Linked DNA regions of Mus musculus: all the other regions are linked to region 3. A link is a loop called in an ENCODE intact Hi-C map of the cell type or tissue named here. Cell type or tissue: heart. All regions are shown on one strand.

The links. A loop is a pair of places that touch in the nucleus more often than their neighbours do. Peaks named below come from ENCODE experiments on the same cell type or tissue, not always from the same donor. Only the 100,000 strongest peaks of a DNase experiment are listed, where the experiment ranks them.
Region 1: it touches region 3 in a loop (3-fold over the local background); 2 of 42 quality-filtered maps call a loop at or near these places.
Region 2: it touches region 3 in a loop (8-fold over the local background); 35 of 42 quality-filtered maps call a loop at or near these places.
Region 4: it touches region 3 in a loop (7-fold over the local background); 40 of 42 quality-filtered maps call a loop at or near these places.
Region 5: it touches region 3 in a loop (3-fold over the local background); 25 of 42 quality-filtered maps call a loop at or near these places.
Region 6: it touches region 3 in a loop (4-fold over the local background); 24 of 42 quality-filtered maps call a loop at or near these places.

The regions. Positions count from the first base shown.
Region 1 is chr7:141,361,405-141,365,404 of GRCm38, forward strand. It overlaps Eps8l2 (EPS8-like 2), which reads left to right. Exons shown (of 21, transcript NM_133191.2): 18 at 1-49; 19 at 176-356; 20 at 444-576; 21 at 719-1,612. The coding sequence ends at 832. It overlaps B230206H07Rik (RIKEN cDNA B230206H07 gene), which reads right to left and starts at 3,706. Exons shown (of 2, transcript NR_033532.1): 1 at 3,631-3,706; 2 at 1-632. In heart, a CTCF peak has its summit at 2,169 (motif pointing left); a DNase peak (open chromatin) is centred at 2,187; H3K27ac peaks cover 1,096 bases; H3K27me3 peaks cover 2,833 bases.
Region 2 is chr7:141,046,530-141,050,529 of GRCm38, forward strand. No RefSeq gene overlaps it. Among named protein-coding and RNA genes, the nearest start is that of B4galnt4, 12 kb to the right of the region's middle. In heart, CTCF peaks have their summits at 898, 1,904 (motif pointing left) and 2,503 (motif pointing left); DNase peaks (open chromatin) are centred at 932, 1,442, 1,892, 2,572 and 1 weaker place; H3K4me3 peaks cover 1,408 bases; H3K27ac peaks cover 1,347 bases; H3K27me3 peaks cover 868 bases.
Region 3 is chr7:140,842,558-140,846,557 of GRCm38, forward strand. Scgb1c1 (secretoglobin, family 1C, member 1) reads left to right here and starts at 3,008. Exons shown (of 3, transcript NM_001099742.1): 1 at 3,008-3,074; 2 at 3,491-3,690. The coding sequence starts at 3,020. C330022C24Rik (RIKEN cDNA C330022C24 gene) reads right to left here and starts at 3,132. Exons shown (of 4, transcript NR_045717.1): 1 at 2,826-3,132. In heart, CTCF peaks have their summits at 2,443 (motif pointing right) and 3,394; DNase peaks (open chromatin) are centred at 2,554, 2,854 and 3,364; H3K27me3 peaks cover 3,353 bases.
Region 4 is chr7:140,901,505-140,905,504 of GRCm38, forward strand. No RefSeq gene overlaps it. Among named protein-coding and RNA genes, the nearest start is that of BC024386, 2.5 kb to the right of the region's middle. In heart, no CTCF peak of the experiment used is centred here; DNase peaks (open chromatin) are centred at 727, 1,037 and 1,907; H3K27ac peaks cover 827 bases; H3K27me3 peaks cover 433 bases.
Region 5 is chr7:141,068,525-141,072,524 of GRCm38, forward strand. It overlaps B4galnt4 (beta-1,4-N-acetyl-galactosaminyl transferase 4), which reads left to right. Exons shown (of 20, transcript NM_177897.4): 14 at 1-237; 15 at 1,887-2,170; 16 at 2,264-2,417; 17 at 2,518-2,590; 18 at 2,684-2,837; 19 at 3,113-3,239; 20 at 3,472-3,876. The coding sequence ends at 3,595. Among named protein-coding and RNA genes, the nearest start is that of Pkp3, 9.2 kb to the right of the region's middle. In heart, CTCF peaks have their summits at 1,704 and 3,722; a DNase peak (open chromatin) is centred at 1,667; H3K4me3 peaks cover 1,184 bases; H3K27ac peaks cover 270 bases; H3K27me3 peaks cover 3,737 bases.
Region 6 is chr7:141,174,821-141,178,820 of GRCm38, forward strand. It overlaps Gm51459 (a long non-coding RNA gene), which reads right to left. Exons shown (of 3, transcript XR_003946684.1): 3 at 3,827-4,000. It also overlaps the pseudogene Gm5905. Among named protein-coding and RNA genes, the nearest start is that of Gm51459, 6.8 kb to the right of the region's middle. In heart, CTCF peaks have their summits at 428 (motif pointing left) and 1,563 (motif pointing left); a DNase peak (open chromatin) is centred at 1,561; H3K27me3 peaks cover 1,046 bases.

The DNA.
Region 1 (4,000 bases), 520 kb after region 3:
GCCAGCCCCACCCACAAACTGCCCCCAATTTTCGCAGGGAACAAAGAAGGTAAGTAGATCCACTTTGGGGTTAGAAGTGTAGGGAGGGGCAGGGGAGGGCGCTGATAGGATGCGGAGGGTGGGGAAGAGGCAGAGAACGGGTCGAGTGAAGGGGCTGAGAGCGTGCGCCCCACAGAGCTAATCCACCACATGGACGAGGTCAATGACGAGCTCATGAAAAAGATCAGCCACATCAAGACACAGCCGCAGCGCAACTTCCGCGTGGAGCGCAGCCAGCCAGTGCACCTGCCGCTTACCTTCGAGTCAGGTCCGGATGAGGTCCGCGCCTGGCTGGAAGCCAAGGCCTTCAGTGCCAGGTGAGTCCCGTGTGTACAGCCGGTGGGGCGGAGCCTGGAGGACAGTGTCCCGCCCACGGCCCCGCCCTCACACCCACCTGCCCCTAGGATCGTGGAGAACCTGGGCATCTTAACTGGACCCCAGCTCTTCTCCCTCAACAAGGAGGAACTGAAAAAAGTGTGCGGGGAAGAGGGCAGTCGCGTGTACAGCCAGCTCACGGTTCAGAAGGCCTTCCTGGAGGTGAGCAGCTCCTGCCTGCTTCTGAGTTCCTTCCTAGGCACTTGCACCTGGGGTCACTGGAAAAACAGGAAACAGCAGGGCCCTGTCCTGTACCCTCTTTATTCCCCAACCTCCCGGCTGAGGCCCAATCTCTTTTTCCTAGAAACAACAAAGTGGGTCAGAACTGGAGAAGCTCATGAGCAAGATCAGGAGGGCCGAGGACAGCTATACCAGCCAACACACTTCACCAGAGTCAGAGGGGGCGCCGCACCTGTAATGGGCCCAACCCAAATGCATGGAGTATTATTTTTATATGTGTATTATTTTATACCAAGGACATAGATGGGCTGGGTGTAACTGGCTTACCTGCCCTCCAGGCAGAGTCCTGTGTATGAGCCTAGCTACACCTGTGGGTAGCTCTTTTACCACCCGAGCCCTACCCCCAACCCAATACTCTTCTTCCAAAACCAAGGCCAGCCTCAGCCAAACCTGTACCTGGCAGTGCCAGTCCCTTCTCAACCTGCTGCCAAGGCCCCAGGACTCTCCCGGTGGGCAAGGCCTCTTCCCCTGGTCTTCTTGGTGCACATGAAGGTCCTTGTTCCTTACAATGCTGGGCCCCGACTCTGCAGCTCTCCCTTGTGTTGCTTGTTTCTACATTCACGTTTTCCTGCATCCGCTGTACCCCAATTGCAGGATGGGCCTGAGCCCTCAGCTGACCAGCCTGGTGTCCTTGCCTACATATTTGCCCACTCCCTTCACGCTGCTAGCATCCCAGGAACAACCTGGTCAGGGGCTCCAGGACAGGAGGCCTTGGGTGACCTGCTGGTATAGAGTATGCTGTATTCTTTCTTCTTTGAGACCTAAGAATGAACCAGACATAGGTTCTGACTTCAAATGTCCCATCCCACCCAAAGAGCCTGTGATAACAGATGTCTCTGGCTATTTCCACCAGCCTGTTCGCTGGTGTCTGGTGCGTTTCCCAGCTCTGGATGGAGCCCCAGACCCAGAGATGAGAGTGGGGACTCCACAGCTATGTCAATAAACCAGATGTCTCCTAGCAACTTAGATATCTGTTTCTTGGGGTAGAAGTGCTCTGACACCCAAACTGCCTCTTCTTCCTGCTCCTTTTCTCTGGGATAGTGCATTGGCCCTGAACTCTGAATCGTCATCCTGCCTAAGCCTTCTGTGCTGGGATCCCACTTGTAGACCACCAAGCCTGGTCATGCCCTTCAAAGATCTTTCCAGTAGAGAGCAACCCACCCACACAGGTAGTGCTTTGGCCATGCCAGGGGACACCTCTCACCTCCACACCCATCCAAAATGGCCCTAAGGACATTTCTGGGAGGGACTCCAGAGGGTGTCTAGACAGCCCAAAACCTTCCAACCGGGTGGCTTTCAAAGGTCCCATTCTGAGTAGGAGCAGAGTTCAGCTGGCCCAGGAGCATGAATCAGAGGGAGATAGAGGCACTATTTAGAAGACTGTTCCAAGATGAGGGAGGTGTCAAAAAGAGACCTGGGGCCTGAAAGACCTCACTGACAAGTTGGAGAGAGACCCAGGTATCTGCCTGACTGGCCAGAGACTTTCCTTTGATGCAAGCCTTTGGTGCCATCTGCTGGTAGCTCCTTATACATCTTTGGGTGACTGTTAGATACCTTGTATCTGGTGTGAGGACTGTCCTGCATTCCAAATTGCTAGTGAGTCAAATCCTGACAAGGATCACCTGAATCCTCAACGTACTGTGCCGAGACTGAGGTGAAGAGACTGTGCCCCTCAACTAATCCACCACCTACCCAGACTTGGCCTCAGGTCTCAGAGGCTCCAGCCCCTCAGCTCAGACAAGCCCTACAGGACCCAGTCTTTCCAGCAGTCTTCTCTCCAAGATGGTTGGCGCCACCCTTAGGGAGTCTCCAGAACCTGTATCTGCTTCATCTAACCCTCCTAGCCCTTCCCCATCTGCCTACACTTACTGTGGCTTCCACAGAGCTGAGGCGGCTCCAGACCAAGCAGCCTCCCCTGCCCAGGAGCTCTGGACTCCTCACTCCCATGTGCTTGGGGCCCCAGCTGAACAACTGGCTCAGGCCTCTGAGTTCTTGGAAGTTGTCCCTTCTTCTCTCAAGGGCCTTCTACCACCTCTAGGTCCTTTTTAAAAAGTAGAGAGCTGGGTGTGGTAACATACACATTTAATTACAGAAAGCAGAAAGCAGAGGCAGGAGGGAGATCTATGTGAATTAGAAGTAGGTCGACACAGCAAGTTCCAGTCCAGCCAGGGTTACAGAGTTAAAAAAAACAAAAACAAACAAACAAACAAACAAACAAACAAGAAAAAAACTGTCAAAAATCTTTACTTTTAAATATTTTTTAGATTTTCTTGCTTTTACTTTATGTGTATGAATGTTTGCCTGTACATGTCCTACATGTATGTACACCATATACACCACATGTGTGCCGTGCCCACAAAGGCCAGACAGATTCTCTGGAACTGGAGTTATAGATAGTTGTGGGTCCTGGAACCCCAACCCTGGTCCTCTGCAGCAATAACCATCCCTAAAGGCTGAGACAGCTTTCCTTATTAATTCTGTGAGGCACAATCTCACATAGCACACGCCTCATACTTTTGATGTGGCTGATGGATGGCCTCGAAGGCTTCTAGGCAGGCACCCAGTTTAATGTGTTGCTGGGGATAGAGGGGAAACATTCTGCCAACAGAGCTAAGTCCTGAACCCTCAGAACCTTTCAAAGAGAATAGCAGAGGACCACCCATCACAGGCACCTAGTGAAGAGATGGAAGTGTTACAGCCCCAGGGCGAGTTAGCTTGGGACCTTCCCTAACTACTTACTCTTCCCTCTTTGGATGTCACTATCCGGGGCCTGCAAATGAGAGATAACAAACAAGAACCATGCAGCAAGCACTATCTCTAGCATTGGGTGACCTCACTCTGGTCTAGACTAAAGAATGAGACACAAAGAACCCAGGTCACCTAGGCTGGGGTTCAAGTGCAACTTTCCTAATTATAATACAACTCTCCCTGATCCCTACCCAGCAAGTCAGCAGGAATGGGAAAGGTTTGCCCTACCTGTGGGAACCCAGCTGAAGAGGGTCTGTCCATAGGTTGGGTAGATTTGCCCTGGACAAGAACGAAGAATGAACTTAAAACCCCCAAACCTAGAGTTGGTTTCTAAGCTACTTAGCCAATAAGCTCTTCGTGTGTGGGACTGCTGTGACTACTGCTCTGTGCCTAGCTCCACCACCAACAAATATTTCCATGAACAAGGCCCATCTCTGTCTGGGGACAAGCATGTCTTTGTGATCTGCCAACCTCCTGACCACCCACAGCAGGCCATTCAAACACAGGGCTTCCTATACCACTCAGAAGAGGCTTTCCCGTCTTTCTTAGAAAAAGATATAAAATAGTTGACTTCTCAAGGTAATTGGAGGAATGACAG
Region 2 (4,000 bases), 200 kb after region 3:
CTGTATTAACCAATGTGCTGTAAAGAATGTCCCCAACAATCTCTGATTGGGTAATAAAAGGCTAGAGCCTGTGACTGGGCAGGAGAGAGAGGAAGGTCGGACTGGAGATCGAGTAAGGAGGGTCTCAGGGTAGGGACCACGAGAGGAAGGACAGAGGATGTGGAAGAAGAATGTCACTACGACACCTCGAGGGAGGATGGACCATGAGCCTGTGGCCAAGAGAAGCTCCCACTGAGGACACACGAAGAACAGAGCAAGATTCAGTTGGCAAATAATGGGTCACTTATCTGGTTGTTAATAGCCTAGCAGGGTTATAATAATTCCAGAACCTGCGTAGCTTAGGCTTGCAGCTTGTCAATAAATTCTGATACCTCTGAGCTGTTTACTCCGGAGCTAAATGGGAGGGAGTGGGGCAGAAATCCCCAAATGCTGGAATTCAATGTGTCTATTGCCACACCCTCTTTGTGCTGTCATGACGATCATACCAAGGGCCTGGTGCATGGTAGGCAAGCCATTGAGACAAAGAACCACAAGTCTGTGAAAGCAAAAGACATAGACTCTCGATTGTGAATAGTGGTGGTAAGCTCTAAGGCTGGCACCAAGAGATAGGGGGTGACTTGTTAGTGGAAGATAAAGGCTGCTGCAAAGAGTGTGCTAACGCTAACTAGCTTTAGTTAGTTTTGTGGCCACAACAGTTTTCTGCTTCAGTGTGCGAAGGATATGGTTCCCAAGAGACACTGTGGTTTCCTGCCTGCAAGGAAAGAGGCCAGAGAGTCCTTTCTGAAGTTACAGCCCTGGAGAGGCCTAAGTCTGAAACAACTCCCATCCCAGCCCCCCTGTGGGAGCCACCACATCTCCAACTGCAAGGGCTTCCGGTCTGATATATGGACCCCACCCGACTCCAAGTTAACAGGGAGTTTGCCAGGTCCTTGGAAGGTGTCAGAAGACAAGAATCTTTGAGTGAGAGCCAAAAGATGTGGCTCCCCCCAACCCCAAGAGGAGTGAGCACCTAACTACATGTCACAGTCCTTCAAAGGGCAGGCAGAGTCTCTTAGGCCAAGGGCAGAAGTTGGGTCCGGACAAACAGAGTGGACATTCTTCCTGGGAGAAAAAGGGTGGCGCTGCCTCCTGTACTCTGGGCCCTTCTTTCTTTCTCTGTAGAGTTAGCGCTCCAGAAGCCTTCACCCCTAGACCTAGCCCTGGATCTCTCTCGACCTCTTCCCAGCTTCTATGCTGTACTCCCCACAGTCCCAGGCCTCTTTCTGCTCCTCCCCATCTTCAGGGATTTCCCCGCCCCTGCCCCCCCCCCCCCCCCCCCCCGCCGTCATCGCTTGGTTACCTACCCCCATTCTCTAAGATCTCCTTCCCTCAACCCCCATTGGCTTGGTCCCCTTCCCAACTAGCTCCACCCTGTAGGCACTGTCACTTCTCGGAAGAGAGGAGGCAGGAAGCTGGGAAGCAGCCAGTCTTCTGTCCTCCCACGTCCCTGCATACCCGGGTGCACTACAGCTCTCCAACTCCAGCTTTCACCCACCCCGCCCTTATCCAAACGGGTTTGCTCCCTGTGTGCCCCTTCCTTGCCTCCGTGTGTTCCCCACACATTCCCACGCACCCCTTCTTTGACCTACAGCGCAATTTTCAGAATGCCACGTTCTCCCATCCCCCTGCCCTCCCGCCCCACGGACCCTGTCCCTTCCTGCTGCCTGGAGACTAGGAACTTCTGCACTCGAGGATACTATAGACATAGCCTCCCGATATTGTTCACCAGGCGCCAAGCACATCAGAAAATGTGCCACCCATTCCCAACACCTCTTCAGAGCATTCTGGCTTCCTAAGCGTAGATCCTGTCCCGGGGCGAGGACCTGAGCACTTCAGGGTCCAAATAGCAGTCTACGGCGCCACCTGGTGGCCATTCTAACAACACGGAATTCATGGGCAGAGGGGCGTAGCCCAGCGGCGGGAACAGTCGGCGGGGGTGGAGGGGAGGGGCAGGTGAAATTACTCAATTTCAAGGAGGGGCTGCCCCAGTAGCTGTCCCTTTCAGTTCCACAGGACTCCAGGCCCCCGAGTTTCATCCAAATGTCCATTTTACTTCTCTTCCAAATGTCAGGCATTCCTGGTTATACTGAAGCCAAAAGCCAGGAACAGTAATTGAAAGATAGGTAGAAATGCAACATGGAGGAAGAGAAGTCAGGGTCCTGCTGGCCCTAGGGTCCGGAGCAGAGTGTAAGGAGCTTAGGGATGGAGAGGATGTAGCCACAGGCAGTTTGGGCACCCCATCCCCACCCCACCCCCGCAAACCTACTCATCTCCAGAAAAAGAGACCCACTAGTTAGGTACAAAACAGAGAAATGGGGCCAGTGGCAGGTTCTAGGCCAGAAAAGGCCCAAAGATGAGCCAAAATGCCTAAATCAAGAACTCAGAAAAACAACGCTCATACACATTATGTCAAAGCAATACAGAACCCAGACAAAAGAGCCCTCTTGTGGTCAAAGCTGAACAATTGCAACAACAAAGATAAGCAAAGGGTGTGTGTTGGAATAGCCAAAAGTATGAAATTAGTATCCCAGAGTCCAGCCCGTGTGACTAAATCAATGGATGGCAATGAGGCTCTCACAAAGAATCCTACACCGAAGCAGCGCAGGTTCCAGCTGAGGCTTTAAACCTCCACTCTTCCTGTTCCTTTCCCAGAGCTAAGCAGAGGTGACCATCCTGAAGAGGCACAACAAACACAGTGCAGTATCAACATCAGCAGTCCTGAGCCACGGAGCAGAACAGATTGACAGTGAGGACTCCAAAGGTGACCTGGGGACATTGCCCAAGCCCCCTGTCTCAGTCCCACCCTGAGGAAAATTATGGGCAGCCCTGGGTGGAGGAAAGCCCTAGTACAGACTGACCTGCCATGCTTTTAACCACCTGAGTCATCAGAGACAGGTTGTCATTGCCTGAGGAGTTGTGGTGACTCAGAGTTATGGAAGAGCCTAGACAGATATCTGGGGCAGAGGAGAACATGGGGAAATATGAAGAAACTGGGGAATATGAATAGACCCATGGACTTCGGTTAAAAATAGTGCATCAGCTTGGGAGTCAGCACGGGTGTCAGTCAGGGCATTGGCTGCACAAGCATGAAGCCCTAAAAGCCAGGCCTGTAACCTGAGCTCTGAGGGGGTGGGAGGCAAAAACTGAAGGATGGCTGGGGCTCCATGGCTAGTCAGACTAACAAACAAACAAACAAACAAAACCAAACAAACCCCAGCAGCCTCCAGGTTCACAAAGAGATCAGGAGAAAAAGACAAAAATGACAGAGAAAGACACTTGATGTCTTCCCTTGGCTCTATGTCTGAGAATGCATGCACTCATACATACCACATGCACACACATACACATCACATGCACATACATGTACCATATGCATACACCACACACAGAGTAATGCATGAATATTACAGCAACAAATACATCACAGGAAAGCAAAACTGGCTTCATACTGCGTATTATGTGTTTGGGATTTCTATACATATAATACTGTTCGTAAAATCGTTACTGTTGGGGGGTGGTCTATGTGGTTGGGGGGCTGGCTATGCTGGGGTTACAAGTGTGGACTACCCTTTGCCTTGATTCCATTGTTCTTGAAAACAGATTTATTTATTTAATCTATATGAGTACACTCTCTTCAGACACCAGAAGAGGGCGTCAGATCCCATTACAGATGGTTGTGAGCCACCATGTGGTTGCTGGGAATTGAACCCAGGTCCTTTGGAAGTGCAGTCAGTGCTCTTAACCGCTGAGCCATCTCTCCAGCCCTTGATTCCATTTTTTTTTTTAATTATTGTCTTGTTTTGTTTTATTTTTCAAGACAGGATTTCTGTATGTAACAGAACCATTGGCTGTCCTGGACTCACTCTGTAGACCAGTCTGGCCTGAAATTCAAGAGATCTGCCTGCCTCTGCCTCCTAAAGGCTGGGATTAAAGGTGTGAGACACCACAACCATCCTTTTTT
Region 3 (4,000 bases):
GAGAGAGAGAGCATAAAAACTTACAACTGGGTCTGGAGAGATTGCTCAGTGGTTCAGAGCACTTATTGCTCAATCATGAGGACCAGAATTTGGGTCTTATCACCCACATCAAGTGGCTCATAACCACCTGTAACTCCAACTCCAAGGGATCAACGACTTTCTTATTGTCTCTGTGGGTGTGAATGCGCCTGTGTGTGTGTGTGTGTGTGTGTATGTGTCTCTGTGTGTGTGTGTCTGTGTCTGTGTCTGTGTGCGCGCACTTACAAATACATGCACACAAATAAAAACTAAAAACTAAACTTAGATCCCAAATCTATCTGCCTTGTTTCTGACCCACTGGTGCTCGGGAGACAAACCCAACCCAGAGAGTGCCCAGATTCTCCCAGAACGAGCAAGGATGGATGGCAGGGAGCTGATGGACACCCAGCCCAGGTTCTGCCTGAACATGAATGTATAGGAACAAAAACATAGGCTGATTACCGGGACTCAAGAGACAAAGCCACTGATGTTGCAGAACGCTGTGGCAAAGACCTTGACTTAGGAAGAGGTGATCAAATGTAGCCATGGAGGGATCTGCACAACGATCCACGTGGCTGTAGATCTGTATAAAGACCGGTGCGAACATGAAGGAGTAGATGCTTTATAAAGACAGGGTAATAGGTTAGGTGATTGGTTTGCAGGGTTTTGGAGTTTGCCTGAGTTGTAGTGTTGTTGTTTCTGATGACTTCCATGTCTGTGAAATAAGGGCTGAGGTACTGAGACTAAGAGGAGACAGAGTATGACTGAACCCCCGACAGGGTGTGAGAACCTTTGCAGCAATCTTCGGAAGCTGTCAGCACCTAGGACAAGGCTGTGGCCCTGTGAGGCTGGTTAGATAGTTTCCTGGTTGTATGAATTCAGCCTGTGTTGGGGCCTTTTCAGAACACATGTGTTCTAGTTAGCTTTCTACTGCTGTTCTAAAACACAATGACAAGAATCATGTAAGTCCCTTTGGTTTACATTTCTACATCACAGTCCATCGCTGAGGCAAGTTGAAGCAAGAACTGAAGTAGAGGCCATGGAGAAATGCCTTGCTCCTCATGGCTTGCTCAACCTGCTTTCTTATACCACCCAGGACAGTTGGCTAGGGGTGGTGCTGCCCATAGAGGGCTGAGACTTCTCCCATCAATCAGTGATCAAGAGAATACCCCCACAGGCTTTCCCACAGACCAATCTGATAGAGGCAATTCTTCAACTGGGATACCCTCTTCTCAGATACGTCTAGGCTTATGTCAAGTTGACAAAGGCCAACCAGAACAAGACAGTGTCGGAGGCCGATGGTGTAGACCAAGGAGTAACTGTGATGGTGTCTGGACATGATGTGGGCCAGGAAGTGTGATCCCAGATGACTGCAGCGCTCAGGTACTCAAGGGACTAGATGGTCAGAGGGTGTATAAGATGGAATGAGAGGGACTACTGCTGAAAACATAGCCCATGACTAGAAGACAACCTTGAAGTGGCATCAGAAGACCACAGAGGGGAGAGGACAAGGGACAAGTGCTCAGGGTGTGAGGTTGCTACAGTGAGACAGGAGGAGTAAACAGACGCACACAGCATGGAGAGTCCCAAACGCCGATCCCTGGCTAACCTGCAGAGCAGTGTTGGCCAGCCTGTGCTGCTGAGCATCTAAGGAATGCAAGAGGAATACCTGCCAACTGGATCCCACAAAGGGAGGCCAAGGGGCCACTTGTTCCACATGGAACCCCAGTGGCAGACAATGTAAAGAGACAGAAGCTGGGCCAGAGAGTCTTTAAAGGAGCAGTCAGTTCTGTGACAGAATTTTGGGGGGATGAAAGGGGGGGTCTCAAAACAGGTGTCCAGGCCAAGCCCCTGGAGATGCTACTTGCAAGAGTCCGTTCTCTTTTTCCATCAGGTGAGCTCTGAAGATCAAACTCAAGTTGCCATGATTGGCCTCAAGCCCCCTGATTCACTAAGCCATCTATGTAGCCCCCAGAACCACAGGTTAAAGATGACCCGAGGTGAGCGCCACTGCACTAAGAGGCTGATCTGCTCTCCTATTGACTGTGGTGACAGACGCTGCACTGTACAATCGGTCCCACATTCATAGACTTATGCACAGAAACAGGTCCCATCACTATAGATTAGTTTCATGCTAACAAAGGTTAGAGAATATTCATTATAGGCAGGAGTCTAAGAAGGCAAGAACCCCAAACACTGGAACAGTTCTTGAAAGGGGCTAGAGCAAGGATCTGGGGGCTATGTCAGGCAGAGCATATGCAAGGCTAAGTATAATCAAAGAAAGGGTAGGGTAATGAAGGCACCATCATGCCCTGCTCAGACATGGGATAATGAGACCCACTCTGACAGGGGGTAGGAGGATTCTGCTTTGCAAAATTCTCAGGCGGATCTGCAACCAGCACCGTGTAAGAAAAACCATCAAGCCGCCAGGTGGCAGTAGAGGATAGGAGAAGGCGAGACCACAGGCAGCTGCAACTCTTCTCAGGCCACCCAACCTCACGGGACACTGCCTCCAAACGTCAGACCTCCTGGTGGTTCAGCATCCTCCACTCTGGGAGGCCCCCACCCCTCTGACCTCATGTTCCCAGGCTCCTCTCCCACCTGCAGCAGTAGGGTGGCCTCAGCCTGAGGACTAGGACAGGCAGCTCATTAAGCACAGGTGGAGGGGGGGGGGGGGGATCCCAACCACAAAGATCTAGACGCATCCCAGAAGCTGTCAGAGCACCGGGGAGGTCACACATGACCTTTGGCACTCCTCCCTGTTAACTAGCACTAAGTTTACCCAGACCAGGATGTATTCCACTTACCCCGACATGTTTGCCAACTGCCCCCTTATGATCCACTCAAGTTTGGCACTTCTTGGCACCTAATGGAGCACAGTGACATGCCTGGCCCAGTTGTCCTGCCAGGTCCTGAGAGGTATGCCCCGCCCCCGGGCAAGGTGCCACCTTCTACAGCATAAAAGCCTGGTATCCCCCAAGCAGTTCTTGTGACTGTCACCATGAAAGGGAGCAGCGCTCTTCTGCTGGTGGCCCTAAGCCTGCTCTGCGTCTGTGGTAAGTCTGGGCCTTGTTTCTAGCACTTTCGGTAGGTAAGGGGCCCCAAGAGGCTGAAATCCTGGGATCAGGTGGGCAATGCCTACCAGTGTCACAGACCCCACCCCCTAAGTGCAGGAAATCTGTTGACACCAGTTCTCTCCCAACCCACCCTGACCTAACACTAACTAACCACCGAGGCCAATGCCGCCCACCCTGGAGCAATCCGGTTTGACCTGACCCTCTGGATCCAGTTAGCCCAGGGGAAGAACTCCCCCTTCTCTTCCCTGGTGAGGTCAGGAAGTCAGGGGGGAAACCACAGCAGCTCCCACTAGTGGTGATGGGGAAGGGATCTGCAGGTTGACCTGGGAGTGCTAGAAAGACAAGGACAGGAGATCAAGTCCCTCCCTCGGCATTGTATCCCCTTTGCAACACAGGGCTGACTAGAGCAGAGGATGACAATGAGTTTTTCATGGAATTCCTGCAAACACTCCTGGTGGGGACCCCGGAAGAACTCTACGAAGGGCCCCTGGGCAAGTACAATGTCAATGACATGGCCAAGTCAGCGCTGAGCGAGCTCAAGTCCTGCATCGATGAACTACAGCCTGTGCATAAGGAGCAACTGGTCAAGCTGCTGGTAATCGGGCTGGGACTCCCATCCCCGAATGTTTGCAGTTCTTCCGAGACCCTCCTGGTGCTGGATCACCAGTCCTCCCCGATCCCCAGATCTCCATCAGCCAGCAGAGATGGAGACCTCGCAGAGAAGTTTCCAAAGTCTCTTAGAACTGCTTCCCCCACCCCAAAAGAACTACATCCCACCTAGGCAGTACATGTGCACACAGCCCCTCCCCAGGGTGCTAGGAGAGGTGGGTCACCATGCTCAGGAGTCTGTCTCCTCCACTGGTGTGCACAGCACTGTCTGCCGCTGGGACTGGGGGATCCGGTTG
Region 4 (4,000 bases), 59 kb after region 3:
TCTCCCCACAGCCTCCGAGGCCTGACTGGCATCCATAACACTGTCAGCACACAACTAGCGCTTTTTACTGGTCACCCCCTTCTATTCTCTCATATCTGTTCAGGTCACAAATGGCGTCTGAAGTGTATCTTGCTCCGCCATGTGCTCCCTTGACTAGTGGAGAAGGTTTGTGAGGGGTAGGACCTCCACGTTCTCCGCTGAGTCTTTAGGACTTAGAGCAGTTTCTGGTTTAGCAGGATGTTCATCGAGGTAGGCAGTCAGGATGTATGGATGATAAGTGCGTGGGTAGTCAGTTGGGCAAGAAGATGTAAGGATGTATGGATGATCATACACTGTATCATATACCAGGCCTAACCTAGACTAGGTAATAAAAGCTGGGTTATCTTCAGGGAAAATGTTTCATTATCAGAAGGAATTGTCATGGCTGGTAAAGGCCACAGCCCAATATGCCCCATAGTTGCTTTCAGACAATATTGGTGTGAGCCCAAGATGGGAAATGTGGTCACGGGGCATTTAGCCTTGTCCTTGGCCATTGTATGCACCCCTAAAGTTAGCCAGGTCACCACCCTTCCTGGAGACCACTGTGCCCTCCTTTGTTTAGAAACGGCAATGAAGGGAATGTTTCACTAGGCACTTGACTTTTATTCTTCCTGAGAAGAATTGGCTGTGGATGTGGGACTCCTTAAGCTCCACCTACCCAGTAGGCCCAGTCCAGTCCAGCAAGGAGACGCGTCCAAGGAGGTCAGAGGGAGGGCTCCGATGGGGAGGTTAATTGAATGTTATTTCCCCCAGCCCTGAGCTCCAGATTCCAGCCTCAGGCTGTGGGGGGCCTCTTCCTCTCCTTCACTGTAATCCTTTCCACCTAAACCTTTAATTACAGCCTTGGGGTCCTGTGGGGATAAGGCTGTAGGCCTGAGCAGTTTGTTCAGTCTTCCACGGACATTTCCTCTTTCACAAATAAGACCTGTGTCTAACCTGTCCAGGCCGGCTTCTGGAGGAGGCCTCCGTCTCTGCCTTTCTGGGCTCGGGCCATTTTCTGACTGGCTGTTGGCAGGGCCGTCTCTAGATTGCAAGACTGCCCTAGGCCCGGATCAGGTCACCTTTCTCAGAGCGGCTCCAAGTTCTGTTAGCAGTGTCAAGACAGCTGAATCTCTCCCTTTTCAGCCCTCTCTGGTACTTTGTTTTAAGAGAAGGTTTAGGCTTACAGACGGGTTGTGAAGACAGGGCAAAGTGTTTCCGTGGGACCAGTGCTGCTCCCCATTACTAATACAGAAGTAGGAGCAAGCCCAGGTCATGTTGTGCAACACTGGAGAAGCACTGCAAATGGGATATGGGGCGGAAAGATCCATATCCGACACCTCCTAGCCCAGCCATGGTGGACGAGGCCTCAGTGAGGCAGGTTGGAGGGGGGTAGCCAGTGCACAGAGAATCCACAGGTCCCCCTAGAGCCCAGGTGGTCACACCACTGAGAGCCCTCCACTCCCTCCCCAGACTTTCTGGCCTTCCAGAACTCTCCAGGCACAACCCAACCCCTTTTCATTCCTCCACTGACGTGGTCTCTATCCCGCTACTCTGAGTACAAGAGTGGTTGCCTCTCCTCCCTGGTCTGCCTTATACTTAAAGAAGAAGAAAACAGTGACGTGCAGTATAGAATAGAAATGAAGGCCTCGAGGAGCAGCCAAGAAAACTGAGCCATCGAGAAGTCTTAGTACAGGCCGGCCGACCGTAGCTTGGCCTGAACATGAGTGCCTCTCTGGGTGTGTGGTGGACAGCGTGTCCTTATGCTCAAGCCGTTAGCATTCAAACACACAACGTATGCACGTGTCACTACCCTGGCCTTTAGTCTGAACACCCTTCCTGTAAAAGGGTGTTCTGAATGCGGGACCCCTGGAGATCTGGGAGGACAATCGTGGACACAGGGCACCACCCTGTGGCCAGATTTGGAAGTACAGGAGCTGCTGGGGAAGGTAATGCACGTGTCCAGAGGTCACTGGTCGTCTCCTGCTGTGCACTTTACCCTGGGCTTCTTTCTATCTGTATCCCGTAAAACAGGCTTCCAGAATGTGGGATCTGAAGAAAGCCAGCAGCACCCGGAGGTCAGCTGTAGGGGACGCTCATGCTCCGAGCAGAGGCTGTGCAGAGCAGCCTCAGGCACAGCAGGCTCTCCTGGAGGCATTTACAGCTAGATTTATAGGCCGGAGGCTTGTTGCACGTCTCACATCACTGTTTTCATTTACATAAAGATGCGATGGTTGGGCTAGAGAGATGGATGGCTCTCTGGTTAAAAACGTTTGCCACACAATCACCAGTACTGGACTTCAGAGCCCAGCAGCCATGTAACAAGCCTGGTACCTCACGATTGCCTGTAACTCCACCTCAGAGGGGTCCGAAGCCCTCTTCTGGCCTCAGGGTGTGCACAGTGACATACAGTGTGTGTGCCCACACATGTGGACGTATACAATAGGTACATAATTAATTAAAAACCTGGTGCTTCCCAAGGATTCAAAACTAATCAGCTACTTTCCAATTTACACTGTAAAATCTACTGTGTAAAAAATTATTCCTCATTGTGACGGTTAATCTTAATTATTGACTGGATTTGGACCCACTGTAGAAACATAGTTCTGGGTTTGTCTGTGTAGATGTTTCTAGAATGGTTTAAAGGAGGAGGAGGAAGATCTATCTGCTCTGAGTGTGGACCGCACCTTCCTATGGACTGGGGCCCTAGGCCAGATGAAGGAGGAAGGCAGCTGGGCGTCATGTCTCTCTCCTTCCTGACTGGATTCACATAACAAGCTGCCTCCTTTTCCTTGTCATCCCTCTCCAACATGATGGTCTGTACCTTCCAACTCTGAGCCAAAGTAAGAGCTTCCTTTCTAAGCCACTGTTGTCAGAGAGTTTGTCAAATCAACCCGAAGAGTAACAGGCATTCAGCAAAGGAAGATGCCCACCAGTCATCGAGATGTGAGTCCTACTTGATACAACCCAAACACCGAGGCGCTGTGACATTGAAGCAGCAACTGAGCACGTACAGAGACGCCCACAATAGGATGGGCCTTTCTAGGGAGCGAGGCAGGATCCGTCGGTTGAGCGATTTCCTGTGGAAACCCCTGAATTTCATCCCCAGCACTATATAAACCTGGTGTGGTGATGTGTCCTTATCCCAGCACTGGGGAGGATCATAGGTTCGAGATCAGCCTCGGTTACATAGAGAGCATGAGGATGCAGGAGATCCTGTTCCCAAACCCTATAAAACAGCAGCCAGCGAGATGGATCAGCCTAGTGAGGAGTTCAGTCCCTACTAAGAAGCGCCTTGACAGAGGGAGGAAACAGACTCCCACGGTTATTCTCTGACCTCCACAGGTTATGCTATGGCTTGTGCATGCCCCCCCCCAACTAAGTAAGTGTGATGGTTTGTATATCCTTGGACCAGGGAGTGGCACCATCTGGAGGTGTGGCCTTGTTGGAATAGGTGTGTCACTGTGGGTGTGGGCTTAAGACCCTCACCCTAGTTGCCTAGAAGCAACCACTAGCAGCCTTCAAATGAAGACATAGAACTCTCAGCTTCTCCTGCACCATGTCTGCCTGGATGCTGCCACGCTCCCACCTTGATGATAATGGACTGAACCTCTGAACCTGTAAGCCAGCCCCAAATAAATGTTTTTTATAAGACTTGCCCTGGTCATGGTGTCTGTTCACAGCAGTAAAACCCTAAGACAGTAGGTAAGTAAGTAAGTAAATAAGTAAATAAATAAATAAATAAATAAATAAATAAAATTTAAAAGATAAAATCAAACACTAAAAAGGTTTTAAAATTTGGGTGCAGCTGGGCGTGGTGGCGCATGCCTTTAATCCCAGCACTTGGGAGGCAGAGACAGGCGGATTTCTGAGTTCGAGGCCAGCCTGGTCTACAAAGTGAGTTCCAGGACAGCCAAGACTATACAGAGAAACCCTGTCTCGAAAAACCAAAAAAAAAAAAAAAAAATTTGGGTGCCCAGCA
Region 5 (4,000 bases), 230 kb after region 3:
ATCAGAAGACAGTGAGGAAGAGGAGGAGCCGGCCGCTGGGCGGCCCCTGGGTCGCTGGCGGGAGGATGCCATCAACTGGCAGCGCACGTTCAGCGTGGGCGCCATGGACTTCGAGCTCCTGCGCTCTGACTGGAACGACCTGCGCTGTAACGTATCCGGGAACCTGCAACTTCCTGAGGCCGAAGCGGTGGATGTAGTGGCTCAGTACATGGAGCGGCTAAATGCAAAGCATGGCGGGTACGGGGCAGACGGCTGCTTGAAGAGAAGGCATGCCGGTGTCTGCAGGGATCGCAGAACTTCCTTGGCTCTCAGCAACTCTCTGAGCCCCTTCTCCCTCTCTGTAACTACTGTCTTACTTATCCAGGTTGAAGGGCTCTCTGGAGCCCCCCTCAAGACTGACTTCATCTCTCCTCACTGCCAATTCCCACATCTGCCACCTTAGACCTAGACCCAGGGATGAACCCAAACCATCGGGGACAGTAGTCAGGAGTAGCCAGATTGTGGGCAGACAACCTTTTCAGGAACCAGAGACACTAAAGTGTCATGACCTCTACCTGTGGAGCACTGCAGGGTCCCAACTAGGGGACTGTGTCTAGTTCAAGGGAGCCTTTGGCCTCCTAGGTCTCAGGCTTCAAACTTGTTTCTACCCCATTTTGAGGGAGTTCTTATGAGACTGTTCTGTTCATTGTCAGCCTTGAGGAAGGGGAAAACCTTCTTAGGGCTTTGATGAACGCACAGATATCAGGACAAGGTATCTGGCAGCCAGTGTTGAGAGCCAAGCTCCACACAAAGGTTTGAACAGGACAGGGGTTGGAGGAAGGGGAAAACCTTCTTAGGGCTTTGATGAACGCACAGATATCAGGACAAGGTATCTGGCAGCCAGTGTTGAGAGCCAAGCTCCACACAAAGGTTTGAACAGGACAGGGGTTGGAGGAAGGGGAAAACCTTCTTAGGGCTTTGATGAACGCACAGATATCAGGACAAGGTATCTGGCAGCCAGTGTTGAGAGCCAAGCTCCACACAAAGGTTTGAACAGGACAGGGGTTGTACACAGATGTGCTCCAGAGGGTGTGAGCCTGACAGCCCTCAAAAGGGGCCAGGAGACCCTTCCCACCACTGGTGATTATGTTGGACAGACCTAGGTGGCTCAGAGGGCAGGTCTCTCTTTTTTTCCCCCAGAGCTGAGGACTGAACCCAGGGCCTTGTGCTTGCTAGGCCAAATGATCTACCACTGAGCTAAATTCCCAACCCTGAGGGCAGTTCTCTTGAGAGCAGCTTATGGGGCAGTCTCTTGGTCTCTTTATAGGACTGTCCACCTTGAGTGGTCATAGGCACATCTGGGTGCTATGGTGTGGGTAGCTTACCCCAAGGAGTAACCTAAAGTGTTTGGTTGGGGATAGAAAGTTCCTGATTTGGGTATGGCTGACTCCCATCTCAGGTCATGCCAATGGTATCCCATAGGGGGATTGCTAGCTGTCACCAGAGGGTGGGAAGCAGAATAAATAGCCTAAGGCCTGAGACAAAATGAGGGGCCTGCTCCGGGTATGAGGGGTACACGTGGGAGAACTAACAGCTTCCTGGTGGTTCTTGTGGGATGCTAACCATAGGAGAAGACTGAGACATCACCTCAGGACAAAGAAAATCATGCAGAGGAAGACATCTGGGAGAACTTGACAATCCTGGGCTCACAGCGACCCCTAGTGTAGCCTTTCCTATTTCCTGCTGGGCTGGGGAATTGAGACGTGGGAAGGTCAACCTGTGTTTAGGAGCGATAGAACGGGTTGCAGGTATTGCGGTCTGGGGAGTACAGTCGCGTGGTTCTCGGGGTAAAGGGGGAGGCAGTTGAGCAGAGCTACAACCCTCGGTTAATCACACCTGCCTCGCAGGCGCTTCTCGCTTCTACGCATCGTGAACGTGGAGAAGCGCCGCGACTCTGCACGCGGGAGCCGCTTCCTCCTGGAACTGGAATTGCAAGAGCGCGGAGGGAGCCGCCAGCGCCTATCCGAATACGTCTTCCTGCGGTTGCCCGGAGCCCGCGTTGGGGACGAAGATGGAGAAAGTCCCGAGCCGCCTCCAGCCGCCTCGATCCACCCAGACAGTCGCCCAGAGCTCTGCCGGCCTTTGCATCTGGCCTGGCGTCAGGATGTCATGGTTCATTTCATTGTACCAGGTATGTGCGCCACTATGAGGCGTTCGGGGGTGGGGTGGGAGGTGGGAACCATTCGGTCCAGTCATGCTGCTTCAGTGACATCCCCTCTTCCAGTGAAGAATCAGGCGCGCTGGGTAGTGCAGTTCCTGGCAGATATGACCGCGCTGCATGTGCATACGGGGGACTCGTACTTCAACATCATCTTGGTGGACTTTGAGAGCGAGGACATGGATGTGGAGCGGGCCCTGCGTGCGGCTCAGCTACCTCGGTAACGATGTTTACCACCATTTCGGGAAAACCAAGGATCTTTCCTCTTACAGGAGATGAGTTATTCTGACGCCGCCGTCCACCTTCCTTTCCTCTTGCAGGTACCAGTACTTGAAACGAACTGGAAACTTCGAGCGCTCTGCAGGCCTGCAAACTGGAGTGGATGCCGTGGAGGTCTGTGGGCCAGTCAAGGGCTTAGGGGAAAGAAAGGAGGGTGCTGAGCTCACCTTGGGGAGGTGAGCAGGGCTCAGACCTCCCAACCTACAGGACCCCAGCAGCATCGTTTTCCTCTGTGACCTGCACATCCACTTCCCACCTAATATCCTGGACAGCATCCGCAAGCATTGCGTGGAGGGCAAGCTGGCCTTCGCCCCTGTGGTCATGCGTCTGGGCTGTGGAAGCTCACCGTGGGACCCACATGGTAAGGACCTGGGTGTTCCCTGGGGAGCCCCAGGTTCTCACAACCACCAGGGCAAACTCCAAACCTGACCTCCTGGGTAAGAATAGGACCCTATTCATACACATAAGACCCGTTCGTCTATAAACCTAGGAGCTCTCTAGTTATTAGCAAATACCAGGCACTCCCTCCCACCCAGGGTCTCCAAAATCAGGCTTCTTAGAATTCCTCCCAGGGTCCTCTAGGGAGAAAATGTTAGGGACCACACCCTAATGGTTATTTATCCTCCTCACCTCAAGGTTACTGGGAAGTGAATGGATTTGGCCTCTTTGGGATCTACAAATCAGACTTTGACAGAGTAGGAGGCATGAACACTGAGGAGTTCCGTGACCAGTGGGGAGGCGAGGACTGGGAACTTCTTGACAGGTAACTGCCCTCCCCTCCCTCACACTGAGACACCTCATCATCCTCCCTTGAGGGGATGGAATGACAGAACTCCACCTGCCAGGATCTTAGAGACCCACAAAATCCCTTCCACCCACCCTGCATTGAACCCTTCCCACCCCCACCCCCCACCCCCGGCCTCCTGCAGCCGCCAGGGCAGCCCCAAGCCACAGCACCTGAGCCAGGGTTCTGACGTTCCACCCGCTCCTCCCAGGGTCCTGCAGGCAGGGCTGGAGGTGGAGAGGCTTCGACTGCGACACTTCTACCACCACTATCACTCGAAGCGAGGCATGTGGGCCACACGCAGCCGCAAAGGTGCCCGCGCACAGCGATCCTGAAGACCTAGCTGCCCTCTGGGCCACCGGGTCTTGGTGCAGCAGGTAGAAGCTGCGTCCTGAGCTTGATTCAGGCTCTGCCACCACCTGTGCTGGTCCCTAAAAGCCTCCTCTGGGACTGCAGATAGGTGGCGCTCGTGGCAGGGCAGGCACCTTGGTCCCCACACCCCCTGATGATTTCTGTGAAATTTTCCGTAGCGACGACATTGTTTTCAGAATTTACAAGAGTTCTGTCTGTTCTGTTTTTTATTCAGAATGAAATGAAATATTTTTTTTAGTTCTGACTTGTTTTCTGTGAGTGTTCTCTTGGTGAGGCGGAGCTCTGGTTACCAGGGTAGCTGTGGGTAATGCAGGCTCTCCCCGCCCCCCGCCCCCCCAACACCCACTTCCTGCCTGTAGCTTATGTTT
Region 6 (4,000 bases), 330 kb after region 3:
ATTCGCCAAGCAGTGGTGGTGCACGCCCTTAATCCCAGCATTTGGTGGGCAGAGGCAGGCAGATTTCTGAGTTTGAGGCCAGCCTGGTCTACAAAGTGAGTTCCAGGACAGCAGGGCTACACAGAGCTACCTGCAGCATCCCACGCTTCAGCCATCTGGACAACCAGCAAGCCTCTTCTGCACACATTTCACCTAACAATTCCTAAACAGCAATTTGCAGACTTTGTGAAGTAACTACTAACAATTCAATCCAAATTACTGACAAGTTGTAGAGGAATATTATACAATGCTGTTATTTGATTTTCATTACATAAAATACAAATAAATTTAGAAGGGGCTGGAGAGATGGCTCAGCGGGTAAAAACACTGACTGCTCTTCCAAAGATCCTGAGTTCAAATCCCAGCAACCACATGGTGGCTCACAACCACACGTAATGAGATTTGATGCCCTCTTCTGGCGTGTTTGAAGACAGCTACAGTGTTCTTATGTAAAATAATAAATAAACCAAATAAATAAATAAATTTAGAAAACACAGCTTCAAGTCCTCAATGTAACAAATGGCATGTTAAAATCTGAAGTTCACAAATTTTAACTGTACTTCTCGGAATACCCAAGATACAATTCACAGACTGTATGAAGCTCAAGAAGAAGAAAGACCAAAGTGTGGATGCATCAGTGCTTCTTAGAAGGGGGAACAAAATACTCACAGAAGGAAATATGGAGACAAAATGTGGAGCAGAGACTGACGGAAAGGCAATCCAGAAACTGCTCCACCTGGGGATCCATCCCAAATACAGACTGCAAACCCAGACCCTATTGTAGATGCCGGGAAGTGCTTGCTGCCAGAGCCTGACAAATACAGCGGCGGATGCTCACAGCCAAGCATTGGACTGAGTGTGGGATCCCTGATGGAGGAGTTGGAGAAGGGACTGAAGGAGTTGGTGGAGTTTGCAGCCCCATGGGGGTTAGCAACAGTGTCAACCAGCCAGACCCTCCAGAGCTCCCGGGAACTGGACCACCAACCAAAGAGTGCACGTGGAGGGACCCATGGCTCTGGCCACTTAGGTGGCAGAGGATGGCTTTTTTGGACATCAGGGGGGAGGAGCGGCCCTTAGTCCTGTGAGGGTTCGATGTCCCAGTGTAGGAGAATGCCAGTGTAGGAAACCAGGAGTGGGTGGGTGGATGGGGGAGCACCCTCATAGAGGCAGGGGGAGGGAGGATGGGATAGGGGGTTTCTGGAGGGAGACCTGGCAAGGGGATAAGATTTGAAATGTAAACAAAGAAAATATCCAACAAAGAAAAAAATTTAAACATTAATAGAAAGAGAGAGAGAGAGAGAGAGAGAGAGAGGAAGGAAGGAAGGAAAGAAAGAAAGAAAGAAAGAAAGAAAGAAAGAAAGAAAGAAAGAAAGAAAGAAAGAAAGAAAGAAAGAAAGAAAGAAAGAAAGAAAGAAAGAAAGAAAAAATGCAACACAGCGCTGCTTCTGTGCTCTTTACTATTAATGAAGCCATTTCAGGAGCAGGACCAGCTGTAAAGGGCTCTGGCTCCCTCTAGTGGACGCCAGCTGGCAACATTCAAGGACGATGAGTCCTGCTGAACATGAAGCTGAACATCCAGGAGAGGAAAGGTCCGTCGCTGAAAACCCACCCAGGCTGCCCGTGAAAGTGGGAATACTAGAAATAAATCATGAAGTTCATGCCCCGATCCATCAGAAACCTCGGAGGATCCTCAGCTTGACAGGTGAATGGTCCACAGAGGCCACGGCAGCACCCACAGCTGTTCTCCAGTGGCTGAGCTGAGTGGTATTTGCTATAGTGGGACTGTGGAATTCTGGAGATGTGGAAAGGTATTCTTTCAAGAAACCAGAACACACCTGCTCTCAACATTTCGGGGCTATCACCCTCTGAAATCCAATAAGACAGCTTTCTTTAAAAAAGACTTTTTGGGGAAATGGGGGTCGTGGGGGTGGGCAGAAAGATGGCTCAGAGGTTAAGAGCACTTCCAGAGGTCCTGAGTTCAATTCCCAGCAACCTATGATTGCTCACAACCATCTGTAATGAGATCTGATGCACTCTTCTGGTGTGTCTGAGAGAGCTACAGTGCAGTTATATATATAGAATTTTGTTTTGTTTTGGTTTTTGTTTTTTGAGAGAAGGTGTCTCTGTATAGCCCTGGCTGTCCTGGAACTCACTTTGTAGACCCGGCTGGCCCGGAACTCAGAAATCTGCCTGCCTCTGCCTTCCAAGTGCTGGGATTAAAGGCATATGCCACCACGCCTGGCTCCATATATAGAATTTTAAAAAATCTTTAAAATATATATTTCAGATAGGAATGATACACATGCTAAAATAAATCTTAAAGAACACATGTACAAATCATAAAAATAGGGGCTGGAGAGATGGCTCAGCTGCTAAGAGGACCCATCTTTAGTTCCCAGCACCCACTGAGGGTAGCTCACAACCATCTGTACAGCTCAGGTGTCCCCATACCCTCTTCTGATTTCCAAGGGCACCTGCACACATGGCACACACACACACAAAATCATAAATAAATAAATAAGAATAAGGAGCTAGAGAGATGGCTCAGTAGTTAGAAGTACTTAATGATTTTCTAGAGAATTCAAGTTGTTTCCCACACTGCTGCCAGACAACTTAACTGCTTCGGGGAATCTAACATGTGTGGCCTCAGACAGCTACACCCACACACATACACACCCTTACAAATAATAGAAATTAATCTTTTAAAGTTAAGGGCCGGAGAGACAGGCCAGTGGGTAAGAGTTTTTCTGGTCTTCCAGAGGATCCGGGTTTGATGGTGGGTCGCAACCATCTGTAACTCCAGTCCCAGGGGATTGCATGCCCTCTTCTGACTTCAGGCACCAAGCATGTATGAGGTGAGCAGACATATATAACAAGCATATAAACCACATGTAGACACAAAATAATAAGTCTAAAATATCTTTTAAAAGTTAAAGTTAAATCTTTTTTTTTTTTTTTTAGTATCAATTCTTTTTTATTTTTCAGCTGGAAAACTAGACAATCCTCCAGTTCAGCCAAGTATTAATTAATCCTCTTCCTCATCATCACCAGCTCCAGCCCCGCCCTGGCCTTTCTTGGCATTCTTCCTCTTCATTCGCCCTAGACGGCCGCCACCATAAGGAGAACGGAGGGAGAAGTTGATGTGCTTCTGAGAGTCCAGGCGAACAATGAAGGATGGGATGTTCACCACCTGCTTGCGGACCCTAATGTGACGTTGGCGGATGAGCACACGGGCATGGTGAATAGATTTGGCCAGGCCCAGCTTAAAGACCTGGGTCTGCAGCCGCCTCTCCAAGAAATCCTCAATCTTCAGGCCCAGGATGTAATCCAGCTTCATCTTGCCCTCGTCCAGCACCCCAATGCGAACAAGCCGCCGCAGGAGAGCATTGCCTTCAAACAGAGGCATCCTTCTCGTCCAGCGTCAACAGCTCCCGGGCCGCCTTATGGATCTTGGCCAGGGTAAACTTGACCCTCCAAACCTCACGTTTGTTCCAGAGTCCATACTCTCCAATCAACTTTAGCTCCTGGTCGAGACGCGATTTCTCGAAGGGTCTCCGTGGGGTCACATAGGTTTTGCAACAAACCCAGCTTCTGGCGACCGGCATGTTGACCTCGCTAGGCTGGCTGCGCCTACGAACTCAGGCCCGAGACAAAGAGCAAAGTTAAATCTTTTGATAAGAGGAAAAATAAAAGATCAACCATAGTCTCATTATTCCATCCTCCTCCTCCTCCTCTTCCTCACTCCCTCCCTTCCCTTCTTTCTTTTTTCCTTTCTTCTTTCTTCTCCTCCTCCTTATTCTCCTTCTCCTCCTTCTCCTTCTTCTTCCCCCCTCCTCCTTTCTTCCTTTTAAAGACAGAATCTTTCTGCATACCCTGGCTATCTTTCAACTCACTATGTAGACCCCAACTGTAGAGATCCACCTACCTCTGCCTCCTGAATGCCGGGACTGAAGGTGTGCAC